Linked DNA regions of Homo sapiens: region 1 is linked to region 2. The links are chromatin contacts, found by Hi-C or POLR2A ChIA-PET in ENCODE. All regions are on one chromosome and are shown on one strand. The core of a region is the stretch at or near the end of the contact, and the rest is flanking DNA. Distances in the headings are between cores, read along the strand shown. Region 1 holds the start of CASK-AS1 (CASK antisense RNA 1). Region 2 has its middle 5.4 kb from the start of NYX.

Region 1 (3,566 bases), core at 528-3,027, 76 kb before region 2:
AAATGTGTTTGTAATTTTGTCTCAATTTAATTTGTTGTAAGGTGGGGTGGGGGGAATTGCTGGTTTCACCATTTCAGATCTGTGTTGTCTAAGAGTATTAACGTTTTAATTAAGCAAAGAAATGATTTTTAATCTGTATGTAATTGTTTTAAAGCACCCATTTTAAGAGAAAATACTGTGCAATGAAGAAACCAGTTTAGGCATTTGCTATAAACTGAAATATTCCAAAAGAATCATCTATAACAGCCCTGTAAATTCCTTTAAAATGATAACTAACAGGACAGTTTGACCAATTTTTTTTAAATATACTTCCTTTTATGTGTTCAATAATTAAATGCCTTTGGGTCCTTCATTTCATTATAGATTTGTTCAGGCTTCCAAGCTGATAATCTTTACAATTGTATAATTTGTTAGATGCTCATTGAACCTTTGAAGGCCCAGGAGTGAGTATCAGTTGGCAGGGTGACAAAGTAGCCTGCCAGAGCACAGCTGGACCACGTCTGACTCGCACAGAGCCATGCGCCCAAGGGCCACGGGTGTACTGGAGGCCACCTGTGGTCTCTCCTTCCTCTTGCTGTATCCCTTGGCACAGGGGAATCATCTGTCCTTGTTGCTTTAGAGACATTAACCATCTCATAACTCTTCCATGAAGTCACATTCTTCCAATACAGGAGATTCGGGCTGGGGTTCTCAGACTCTTTGCCAGAGGTCAGTAGAATGTTTTTCATTAGCATGTGAGGGTGTGAAGTGCTTATATTAACCTGTGATCCTTGAAAACATACCATCATTTTTTGCTTCTTGTAGGTTAGATGGCCTTGTCACTTTGTGCCTTGGCAGGATGTGCAGGGTGTGTTCTGAGCTGAACAGCTCCTCTTAAAGGACCAAACAGAGAAGGCATTAGTATACTTCTTTTACATTGTCAACACCATACCCGCCTCCGCCCCCCACCGCCTATTATTAAATGGTGGCGATTTTTTTTTTTCTGATGTTGTTCTTTGCCAGTGACCAGATGAGTCTGCAACTTACTAACAAGGTATTGAGTGAACTACTTCTGTATGGGCCCCACAGTGGGGTGACCAAGCCACCAAACCAGAGATAAGCTCAACAGTGGTCTCACACTAGATAGAGAGAGAAACCTTCAAAGAGTTGGGTAGGGCTGTGTTAGAACTGATTCGAATCTGATAGATGCCAAGGCCAGACAGTCGTTCCTGGTATGGTACTGACCACAATTTCGGGCTCTTAGTGTGAAGGTGCGCACTCTACCTCTTTTCTGGTGAAGCACAAAGACAACTACAACTAACACATGGGAAACAGAAACTTCCCTCCCTCTAGTGGAAACCCCCACGCCCCCACTTGCCCTTTGAGCCCACATCTCCAGAGATGCTGATGATGCCTGTCTTAAGCCATCTGCCATATTTATAAAGGTGGATTAAGCAGAGGAGGAGAAAAGCAATGCCAACTTAAATGTCTGTGGCCCCACAATTCACAAGCACTGTAGCACTCATCCTCAGTGGCTTTATACGTCCTCTGAGAAGCACACAGGCAGGCATCATTCTTGCCATCATTCCGATGGTGAAATCCCTGCATGCAGAACTCATTGACTTCTCAAAGATGTTACCTGTTCCATTCCACTAATACATGTCTTCTCTAAAGCAGTGTCTTTATGACCTAGCTGCATATACTTACATTTCTGAATTCAGAGTAATTTCAGTACATTGCTGCTGCTGCTGCTGCTGCTGCTGCTGCTGCTGCTGCTGCTGCTGCTGCTACTGCTACATTACAATTGTCCACTAAGCAATCAGAGAAAATTGCTAAAAGCTTCTTTACTGCTTCCATTCCATCAGCAGAACCTTTTTTTTTCTTTCTTTCTTTTAAAGACCAGAATGAATGTTTAGAGTACTAAATCTTATTAGTGGTCAATTGAAGTATTGGAGAGCCACATTTTGAAGGTTCTCTCCCCCACCCAACTCCATTCCCCACAGCAAGAAAGGGAGTGTTTTTATATGTTGAATTCTTTGTTAAAAAGATGAAATGTCCTGATTTTCCAGTCACAAGACAGTAATTACTTTGCACATACAGCATATCCCATTTTAATGCTAAAAAGGGAAATGTCACTCAATTTAATTCATCTGGAAGTTTCCCAGTGTCAAGATAACATTGTAGCCTTTTTAAATGCAATTAAATGTATCTCTTGTCAGGTGAGATGATTTAAAATCTTTGCTCAGAGAGGAAAACAAATGGTTGACCTACTTCTTGCTATTTGCATTCAGAAGGCATCGTCCCAGCCCATCCTATTGGTGGCAGAATATCTAAAGATGTCGCAAAGTCCCCCACTGCAGTAGAAATGCAGGAGGTGTTCCTGTTCCCCGTCCAATTCCTTCTTAGGCTGCTAGAGACAGCCAGTGGGCCAAGCCTTCCCCTGTGCTCCAGGCAGGCCTGGGCTGCAGCTACTGTTACCTTTTTACAGCCTTTGATCTGATCGCTGCAGAGTTCTTTTGTTTTTAAATCACTTGTATTTGTCTCTTCATTAAGGCTTCAAGTTTATTTCTTGAAAAAGTTTAGTCAATTGAACCACCCTCCAGGAAGATTCCCAGCGTGGAAACTGCCCCTGAAAAACAAGGCAGCCCAAAGCCAGCTCTCTTTTGTCCCCCACTGATGTCATGTCCTTTTTTTTTTTCATTTCAGGCCAGTTTCTTAACTTGGGGCAAAGAGAATGTGTTGCTAAAGCTACCAAGAAAACTGCTTGATTAACAAATTCTTAATAGAAATGCCTCCCACACTGTCTCTTTGAAAAGAGAAGGCACCTTGGAATCGGCATTCCAAAACCAAGCTCCTTGTCATCCTCATCCCTCCTCCTTCTTGCTTCCTATTATCAAACTCGTGTGTGTTTCTTGTTTTCTCAGAACTGAACACAGCCTCCTAATTCCATCCTCTTGACTAGGGCTTACAATACTGAGAGCGATTACAGGCTGTAATAAGTTAAAGGTCCCTGAGCGTGGCTTTCTTGTTCTGCGCCTCTAATTAATTCTTCTATTAAAAGATGCTTTCCTTCTCACTGCAGCTTACAGAAAGGCTACAAGCTTTAATCACAGATCATTTCATTTGCCAGAGCCTTTCCTTTTCTAACTCCTTTAGAAATAAGATTTCCCTCTCTGTTTGGAATCTCTGGATACAGGACTCTCCTCCAAGCTCATGGCTTGATTGGCTTTGCCTGTGCACACACACATCAGTTTGCCTTAAACTTGGAGCTATGGGGAGTCCCAGATTTTCCAGCTTAGTGGGTGAAGTTTAGCTGTCACCTACATCCAGGAAGTGGGGGAAAAGGGAAAAAAAGAGGATATTCACCACCATGTTCCCATCCGGTCTTTCCCCTGCCTTGCTTTGTGCAGCAGGTGGGCAGACAGAGCCCACAGAAACAGAAGTAGAAAGAGGGCCGCACCATCTCTGGGGCCAGCACTCCTAAGTCTTAGCTCTTTGTGGGAATAGAAAATCCTGAGCTCCCACCACCTCTCGTCTGACCCTCCATCAACTCCCTCGAACCTGTGCAAATGGACTGAGCAAAAGAA
Region 2 (3,105 bases), core at 230-2,729:
TAACAGTTTTTTAGCTTGATGTGTAGCTTTTAAATATTCAGACATACAGTGTGTGGTCCTCCGTGCGTACTCTTGCCCCAGGCCCCACAAAGCTGGGCCCAAGCCTGGGTTTGGCACACAGGCGGAAGTGCACAATTGTTTGCTGAAGGGAATTGAAGCCCATGTGAGAATTTGTAAGGGAGCTATAGAAAGAGAACCGGGTGAGTGACAGCCTTGGCCTCTTACCCTTCCTTTTTCTCTGACTTACTGGATGGTGTCAGGACAGGGACTTTCAGTTCCTAGGCCTGATTGTACTCGAAACATATTCCATAATCTTGTCCAGACCCCTCATTCTTCAAGTGAGGAAACTGAGGCCCAGAGAGATTAAGTGACCTGCTCCCCAGAGTGACATATGAAGGTGGAGCTGGGACCCAGTGGGTACCCTGTCCTCCTGCCTCCCAGTCCCTGGGTTTTTCTCGGGTCCTAATAAGGACACACACAGCCCCTGTGGCCACCCCCGACGTCCCCACTGCATGCCTCAGATCAGGATGGGGGAGGGGTAGCCACTCCCCTCTTGCTGGGCACCTCTAAATGACCTTGGCTGAACCTATTCTGTGGCTAAAGCACCCAACTCCCTTGTTCTTTATTCGCAAACTATCCTACTTCTGTCGTTTCACATCCGCCCTTCCAATCCAAACCCCAGCTCAGTGGGGTTGGATTGGATCAGCCTGGGCTCCCGGGCCTCATTTCTGGAATTGGAGGAAGGAGGAAGAGAGGCGAGAGTGCCCTCATTCCGCTGACTCCCAGTGTAGTGACAGTGACGTCGCCCCAACGGCAGGCCCGGACACAGTTAGGTGCGGGCTCGCGCCCCATCTGGTGCCCCGGGGCTCAGGGCGCGCCGCCGCGGTCCTGGAGGGGCAGTAGGCAGCGAGTCACTGGGCTGGACGTTTCCGCTCTGGCTCCTCCCTCCGCGGGCTTCAGAAAACTAGTTCAGCTCGCTGGCCCCGGCTGGCAACCGTGCGTGACACAGTGGTTTTTTTTTCCCATAAAGGTCACGTCCTTGCGAAACCTCTGCAGCCTCTGCCGGTAACCACCACCCCGGCCCCACCCTGGGGAGAAGGGGCGGAGCCTCCGGGGCGAGCCACGCCCCCGATGAGCCCGGTCCTGCCCAGCGTGGCCGCCAGAGGGCACCGAGGTTCGGGAGTCGGGGTGGGGCGGCCCCGGGACCTCTGTCTGCTCCCCGCCGCGGCACCCGCACCTACTCGGTGGGGGCGGGGGCCAGGGCTGGGGAAAGTCCCAGGGCGTGCCTGGTGCCAGAAACGTTCCTCACGCACCTGGAGTCGCAGAATGCCCGGGCTGGAAGGGATGCCAGGGTGGGGACCTAACCTGCCAAAGGTCACACCCTGGGGAAGATCTCCCAGTGCCGTGTCCTCCTGACCAGGCCGCGTAGTGCGCATGGCCTGTTTGTCACCTGTAAATGAAGGGTTAGCTCACCAACAGGCTCTGCCCACTGCCCACAAATACACCTTCCTGGGGCCTCTTCTGAAATCATCGTTCTTTACATTGCATCCAAAGTAGGTTTCTCTCCCATTGCAGCAGATGTCAAACAAAAAACAAAGTAGGTCTCTCCATTTCCCGATACAGTTGACCCTTGAACAATATGGGTTTACACTTCGCGTAACCACTTACACTTGGATTTTTTTTTCAATAAAAGTTACACCAAGGGCCGGGCGTGGTATTTTTGGTAGAGATGGGGTTTCACCATCTTGGCCAGGCTGCTTTTGAACTCCTGACCTGGTGATCCACCTGCCTCGGCCTCCCAAAGTGCTGGGATTAAGGGCGTGAGTCACCGTGCCTGGCCAGTTATTGTTTGTGTATGTGTGTGTGTTTTGTGGTTTTTTGTTTTTTTGTTTTTTGTTTTTTTGAGACAGAGTCTCACTCTGTCGCCCCGGCTGGAGTGCAGTGTTGCAATCTCAGCTCACTGCAGCCTCCACCTCCCAGGTTCAAGAGATTCTCCTGCCTCAACCTCCTGAGTAGCTGGGACTACAGGCATGCACCACCATGTCTGCCTAAATTTAAAAATTTTTTTTTGTTGAGACAGTGTCTCACTATGCTGCTCAGGCTGGTCTTGAACTCCTGAACTCAAACTATCCTTCTCCCTTGGCCTCCCAAAGTGTTGGGATTATAGGCGTGAGCCACTGTACCCAGCAGAGAATATTTGTTTGCTTGTTTGTTTTGAGATGGAGTTTCACTTTTGTTGCCCAAGCTAGAGTGCCATGGCATGATCTTGGCTCACTGCAACTTCCATCTCCTGGGTTCAAGTGATTCTCCTGCCTCAGCCTCCCAAGTAGCTGGGATTAAAGGCATGCACCACCATGCCTGGCTAATTTTGTACTTTTAGTAGAAATGGGGTTTCACCATATTGGTCAGGCTGGTCTCGAACTCCTGACCTCAGATGATCCATCCACCTTGGCCTCTCAAAGTGCTGGGATTACAGGTGTGAGCCACCTCACCTGTATATATAGAATATATATAGAATATACATAGAATATATATAATCCATATAGATTATACATAGAATATATATAGAATATATATAGAATATATATATAGAATATATATAGAATATATATATAGAATATATATATAGAATATATATAGAATATATAGAGATTATATATAATCCATATATATAGAATATATAGAGATTATATATAATCCATATATATAGAATATATAGAGATTATATGTAATCCATATATAGAATATATATAGAATATACATAGAATATATATAGAAAATATATAAGAATATATATAGAAAATATATAAGAATATATAGAATATATATAAGAATATATATAGAATATAGATAAGAATATATATAGAATATAGATAAGAATATATATAGAATATAGATAAGAATATATATAGAATATAAAGAATATATAGATATAGAATATAGATATAGAATATATAGATATAGAATATATAGAGAATATAGAGAATATATATATAGAGAATATATAGAGACAGAATATATATATTCTATATATTATATATAGAATATATATATATTCTATATATTATATATAGAATATATATATATATTCTATATATTATATAT

Evidence for each region. A loop is a pair of places that touch in the nucleus more often than their neighbours do. ChIA-PET counts read pairs that join two places held with the same protein, here RNA polymerase II (POLR2A). Pooled maps may share reads with other maps.
Region 1: a map of heart left ventricle shows a loop between it and region 2 (2.3-fold over the local background). The contact joins the promoter of CASK-AS1 here to the enhancer-like site in region 2. A Hi-C loop is called at or near these places in 3 of 168 maps with a recorded cell type or tissue (cardiac septum, heart left ventricle and naive thymus-derived CD4-positive, alpha-beta T cell), 17 of 37 single-sample maps with no recorded cell type and 12 of 50 pooled maps. POLR2A ChIA-PET finds 5 or more read pairs at or near these places in 2 of 52 experiments (GM12878 and HEK293).

The regions. Positions count from the first base shown.
Region 1 is chrX:41,515,973-41,519,538 of GRCh38, reverse strand. It overlaps CASK-AS1 (CASK antisense RNA 1), which reads right to left and starts at 1,777. Exons shown (of 2, transcript NR_046581.1): 1 at 1-1,777. CASK (calcium/calmodulin dependent serine protein kinase) reads left to right here. Exons shown (of 27, transcript NM_001367721.1): 27 at 1-3,566. RefSeq lists an enhancer at 2,221-2,722.
Region 2 is chrX:41,440,410-41,443,514 of GRCh38, reverse strand. No RefSeq gene overlaps it. Among named protein-coding and RNA genes, the nearest start is that of NYX, 5.4 kb to the left of the region's middle. RefSeq lists enhancers at 426-495, 1,436-1,485 and a silencer at 816-1,325. Within about 2 kb of position 1,479, at least 23 of the 41 ENCODE cell types and tissues checked have a DNase peak (open chromatin) inside an H3K27ac peak, as active enhancers do; they include heart left ventricle, where a contact is called at or near this core.